Linked DNA regions of Homo sapiens: region 1 is linked to region 2. The links are chromatin loops, found by intact Hi-C in ENCODE. Cell type or tissue: PC-3. All regions are shown on one strand. Each heading gives the region's core, and the rest is flanking DNA. Links, peaks and the distances in the headings are about the cores only. Region 1 overlaps FGF2 (fibroblast growth factor 2). Region 2 has its middle 43 kb from the start of FGF2.

Region 1 (2,920 bases), core at 264-2,763, 53 kb after region 2:
CCATAGCTTCAACTTAACATACATAAAACAGAACTTAACACCATTTTCTCAAACTAGCACCCTTTCCTCCTGAATTTCTGCTTGTAGTGAATTATTATTCTTGTCTCCAAAGCTAGACACCATGGAATTGTCTTTGATGCCTTTCTCTACTTCTTTCGTATATATCTCTCTAAAATGTTTCCCAGCCATAGTGATTTCCTTGCCCTGCCTCTTGATTTAATGACCTCTACTCTCCTGCAATTTTAAGCACTAACCAGACCTACCTGGCTTTCCTTCTTAAACATGACCTACCTTATTTCTTACTGTTTACCATCCATACCTTCCTGAAGCTGTAGCACTCTGTGCTTTAATTATAGTCTCTTTAATGTGTCATAACGATTACTGTCACAATGATTGGCCTTTCTTCATGTGACTCTTGTTTTTGAAAAATCCTTCTTTTTCTTATCAATTTCTCTCTCACAACTCCTCCCATCCTCACCTTTCTCTGGAAAAATCCTTTAAGATCCAGCCCAACAGACTTCTTTGTGAAACTTTCCTCTACCTTCCCAGGGAGAATTAATGGTTTTTACTGTTTTCCCATATACTTGGTACATAGTCTGAACACAGAACTTCATGCTTTCTGTAATAGTTAGTGGTTTATGTGTCTGGCTTCTGCACTGGGACTGTGAACTCTTTGTAGGCAAGCACTGGATCCCATTTGCTGCATCTATCCTCACACACAGTGGCCACTCAAAGAATGTTTGTTAAATTGAAGATGTACTCAATAAATTAGCCAAGTCTCTTAACTTCCTTTCTGACCTTCCCTTCACGTCTCCTGTCTTCCTTGTCATCTTAGCCTTTAACCAGGCAGTTTTCCTTAAGCTGAAATGTCCTGTCTGTCCTCGTACCTTATCCCATTTCCAGTCATGCTTTGGGCCTTATTTCTTTCACATCATCCTGTATCCATCTTTCCTTTTCTGTGTGCTATCTAAAAATTCTCTCTAATAGCTTGTTGTATTTTAATTTTATGTCCCCCAGTTTTACTGGAAATTCCTAGCTGGCAAGAAATTTTTATTTTTAAAAAATCCAGACCACATTACCCAGTAGTTCTTTACTCTTTCCTATTCTGAGGGTCTGAGGCTGAATTTACTCATCCCAGGGTCCTTTTGGCTTCATTGCTGAATGAGTGACCAGTCTGAGTCCCATGAAAAGGTTCACTCTATATTTGTTGAATGGGCAACAACTTCAAATAAGTATAAATACTATAGTATGAGGCATATAAAATGGTAAATTGAATGCAACAGCACTGTAGTTCTTTTCTGCAAACACCTTTAACATTATTCAAGGGAAGCAATAAAGGCAAAGCGTAGTCATTTGTTGGATCACTTTTTATTTTGGAAACTTTTCAGCTGTTAAGTAACATATTAATATTTCTAGCCAACATTAATGCTCAGTTCTAGAACTGGTTATAGTACTCTAATTAAGGAACGCAGACCTGGGAATTCATACCTGATTCAGACACTTCAATCCTTACGTCAGTGTGTCTCTCTCTTACTCAGGTCTAAAACCAGTGAATCATTGTAAAAGTTAGTATTGGGGACTGTCTGGTACCATTGTTAATATTTTGGGCTGTGATGAAATGGCATGGATAGTTTCATCTGAAAATTTATTCAGATTTATGACCCAGTATTCATCACAACAATCTGAAAAACTCTTAAGAGGATAGAAATTGTATGACAAAGTGAGTCACAGTCTTTGTGATGTGATGTCTGCAAGGGTGGGTGGGAGAAATTACTGAATGACCAGTCTCATTCTACTCCTTTCTAAGCTGAATCATTTTGTAAATAGAAAACAATTCATAAGTTTTTAGGTGGCCTTACATCAATAGGAAATGGAAGAGATTAAAACGGTCAAATAATGCTTCCATTTAAAAAATTACTTTTGGAAACATATCACTTGATAAACACTTTGCTTTTGAATTAGAAATGCAAATAATCTTTCTACTGCCTGCTATATATCTTTTAATCCAATACTTGCTGCATGTCTTCATGTATTCTTACTTTTTCTATTAATTATGTTACTTTTCTTGCCTAGATTTTTTTTTTATTCTACCAAGTGTCATTTGACCTTTCGTCTTATAGCTATTTCTAGTGTTGGCTCATTTGGAGATGGGGTGTGTGTGTTTGTGTGTTGGGGAGAGGTGTCATTTACTCACTGGCTGGATGACTACTTGAATTGGATGGGGACTCAAGAGAAAAAGGTCCCTTTGATTTTGGAAATTCTGATTCTGGGATGGTATCATCTTGCATTTTGCATTGTGGGTCCTCTTCTGTTAACTTTTCATCTAAGCTTTTCTCCGAGTCATATTTTACCTTTAAATGTAAGACTTATTAACATTATTTCCTTATCTTCTTTGGGGTAAGGCATTTATTTAAAAAAAGCTAAGTGAAAAGAGAAATATTCTATTTTGAATGTGTTTCTAAGTGTTAGTTCTCCTTACATATTTATATATATCTACATTACTCTGAACTCAGTAATGGGAGTATAATTGAAGTGAGATTGGGAAGATAATTTTGTTAACTGTTTTAATTGAGTGTACTAATGTATAAAGACATAGACAGAAGGTGTTGGATTGAAAAATAACGAATTACAGAGACACCCTCAGCTGTTAAAGGATGAGAAAAGTGAGACATAGATTATTTTTTGGAGGGTGGTATGAAAGCCCTGAAGTATTCATGGGATCTGTCCAGCTCTGTCCAGACAATGAGGGAGACTGCCATGGTGACTAGGCAGAGTCCCTTTGCTCTGTGGTAGAGGAAGGGTCAGGTGTTTGGCCTTTACCACTGCACTATGTTCCTAGGACCCTGATATTTACCAAGTACTTATTGAATGAATGAGTGAGTGAAATTTTTGAGAACATGCTCTATGCCAGCTTTATAAA
Region 2 (2,920 bases), core at 326-2,825:
ATATGCGGATTTTTTCCTTTTGTTTTCATTTTTCTCTTTTATTCCATTACTATTTTCTTAATAACCAAAACTGCTATGTCGGAATTATAAACTGCTATGTTGAAGTTCAGTTAGGTTGAAAACGAACATTTTTGGTTTTGGCTTTCAGTAAAACTAACAAAAGTACTCAACATTGCAAATTTTTACCCTCAATCGAGGCTGATGTGCTAAAAAAGATCAGAAAACAGAATCTAAAGATGCCATTTTCTAAAAAGTAGTTTTTCTCCTCAGTTTTAATGATTATGAGTTTCTTTTGTTGTTCTTGTTGCTGTCATTAAAACTGCCATGGAAGTAAAATTCCATAAAATGGCATGCATTCCATAGAAATCTCAATTTATACTTCAGGGCAATTTGAGTTGTTACAAATACCATTTTACTGGAAAGAAATCAGTGGCCATGATAAATTATTTATTTTCTTAGTGTTTGCAAACAAAAACCTCTTTTGAGAAACAGGGTATGTATAAAAGAAGGTAAAGAAAACAAGAACAAATTGTCAGATGCCTACAGACACAGGGAGTATGGTCTGTGGTTTGTGTCTCATTCCTAGGGGGTTCCGCTTAGAAGAGGTACTACAGCAAGCACACAGTTTGTGTATTAAACATGTAAAAATGAAAAGCCAAAGTCTGGGCCAGGCGTGGTGGCTCACACCTGTAATCCCAGCACTTTGGGAGGCTGAGACAGGCAGCTCACCTGAGGTTGGGAGTTTGAGACCAGCCTGACCAACATGAAGAAACCCTGTCTCTACTAAAAATACAAAAATTAGCCAGGCATGGTGGCACATGCCTGTAATCCCAGCTACTTGGGAGGCTGAGGCAGGAGAATCGCTTGAACCCAGGAGGCAGAGGTTGCGGTGAGCAGAGATCGTGCCATTGCACTCCAGCCCGGCCAACAAGAGCGAAACTCTGTCTCAAAATACACACATACATACATACATACATACATACATACATACAAAAATACAAAAATTAGCCAGGCGTGGTGGCGGGCGCCTGTAATCCCAGCTACTCAGGAGGCTGAGGCAGGAGAACCATTTGAACCCGGGAAGCAGAGGTTGCAGTGAGCCGAGATCACGCCATTGCACTCCAGCCTGGGTGACAGGGTGAGACTCCGTTTCAAAAAGGAAAGGGAAAGGGAAAGGGAAAGGAAAGGAGAAAAGAAAAGGGCAGAAAATATGTAACACACCTTAGAAAAATTTGTAACTCAAAGGACTAAAATGTTTATCAAAGCACTGTGCTAGAGCTTGCTGGCCAGTTTACACTCTGTATTGGTCAGTTCTTCTGTATAGAGGTTTCATAAAAAGTCAAATGCGCATTCCTCACTGTTGCCATTGCCAAAATTCCTAAAATTCCTGTCCACACTAATAGGAGCTATTGTCATCCTAATGACTCTAGCTCCACCAGGGATCCAGAGCCAAGGATGCCAAACTAGTGACACAGAGGCAGCTAGTGCTGCCCGTGCTTTCCCCTCAGTACCCAGGGCCCTCGCCTTGCTGTGTGCCTGCCAGGTCTTGCTGCTATCATCTCCTTTTCACCCCATTGAAACTTCCTCCTCAGGCCAGCCTCTGTGGTTTAGGCAGTGTAAAATTCTGATAATTTCTTTGGAGTTAATAAGCTAATGAGAAAAGTAAAATGAGCCTTCCTCTATCCTAGCAAACGGGCCCAACTTCACAGCAACCTTCTGGAGCTATGTGACAGTGCTGTTAATTGAATCTGTCTCATGCAAAAAAGAAACAGCAATTATGCAGTTCACTGTGAATAGAGCCCCGTGCTAAGCTTTGCTGGGGGCATTTAAAATTGTGTGAGACATTGGAGCGATCTTCACAAGCTTCAGTCTGGAGAAGAAGATAAACATGAGCACTGCTACCTACAATTAAAGTAAACATGTTACCAAACCAATCTGGCCACTGTGCAAGCCTGACCATGCAAAAAAGCCCTGTGCACTTCATCCTGGACCTCTCTGAGAACCATGAAGGCTGTGAGAACTCTGTGAATGGGACCTCCCTTCAGCAACTGAAGCCAGTGTGATGATCAGCTAAAAAGAAGAGTTTAAAATCTTTTTAGAGCCAACCAGAGATATGAACTCAGAATCTGGCTTCACTTGGTGAATTTCCTCCTTCCTCCTCCACACCTAGCCCTTTAAATTCCTGCTCCTAGAAATCAGCTGAAGTAATTTCTTAAATGCCATGTTAAATTAAGTTTAGCCTAAAGGTGCCTCCTTTCATATTTTAAATTCACCCTAAAGGTTTCTCTGCAAGTGATGAACTGTAACCTAACTGGATGTGTAAAGAGACTGCAACCTATTCTTGTACCATTACCAAGTTTCTGCAAATCAAAGGCAGCCAACTGTTCAAACCGATTTTAAGTAAGGCAAATGCCAAGATGTAACCAATCCAGTTGTTTTTCTGTAGGTCACATTTTTTCTGTCTGTAAATACTCTCCAATCACATGGCAACACTGGAGTCTCTCTGAACATATTCTGATGTGGGGGGCTGCCAAATTCACAAATTGTTCTTTGTTGAATTAAACTCTGTTAAATTTGATTTGTCTACATTTTTTTTCTTTTTGTTTAAAGTTTTCTCTTTTAACAGATGTCATCAAAAGTGGGACCCCTGCTAGAACTGATAAATGAATTTATTAAAGTTTCAGGATACAAAATCAATGTATACAAATCAGTAGCATTGCTATACACCAATAGCAGTCAAGCTGAGAAATCAAGAACTCAACCTCAGCCAGGTGCAGTGGCTCACGCCTGTAATTGCAGCACTTTGGGAGGCCGAGGCGGTGGAACACTTGAGGTTAGGAGTTCGAGACCAGCCTGGCCAACATGGTGAAACCCCATCTCTACTAAAAATACAAAAAATTACCTGGGCATTGTGGTGGGC

Evidence for each region. Hi-C counts contacts between places; a loop is a spot of excess contacts. Peaks named below come from ENCODE experiments on the same cell type or tissue, not always from the same donor. Only the 100,000 strongest peaks of a DNase experiment are listed, where the experiment ranks them.
Region 1: it touches region 2 in a loop (1.9-fold over the local background); 10 of 110 quality-filtered maps call a loop at or near these places.

Annotation. Positions count from the first base shown.
Region 1 is chr4:122,835,494-122,838,413 of GRCh38, forward strand. All of the region lies in intron 1 of FGF2 (fibroblast growth factor 2), which reads left to right. Among named protein-coding and RNA genes, the nearest start is that of FGF2, 10 kb to the left of the region's middle. In PC-3, for the core only: no CTCF peak of the experiment used is centred there; a DNase peak (open chromatin) is centred at 1,748; H3K4me3 peaks cover 387 bases; H3K27ac peaks cover 1,871 bases.
Region 2 is chr4:122,782,071-122,784,990 of GRCh38, forward strand. No RefSeq gene overlaps it. Among named protein-coding and RNA genes, the nearest start is that of FGF2, 43 kb to the right of the region's middle. RefSeq lists an enhancer at 2,246-2,920. In PC-3, for the core only: no CTCF peak of the experiment used is centred there; a DNase peak (open chromatin) is centred at 1,351; H3K4me3 peaks cover 849 bases; H3K27ac peaks cover 1,613 bases.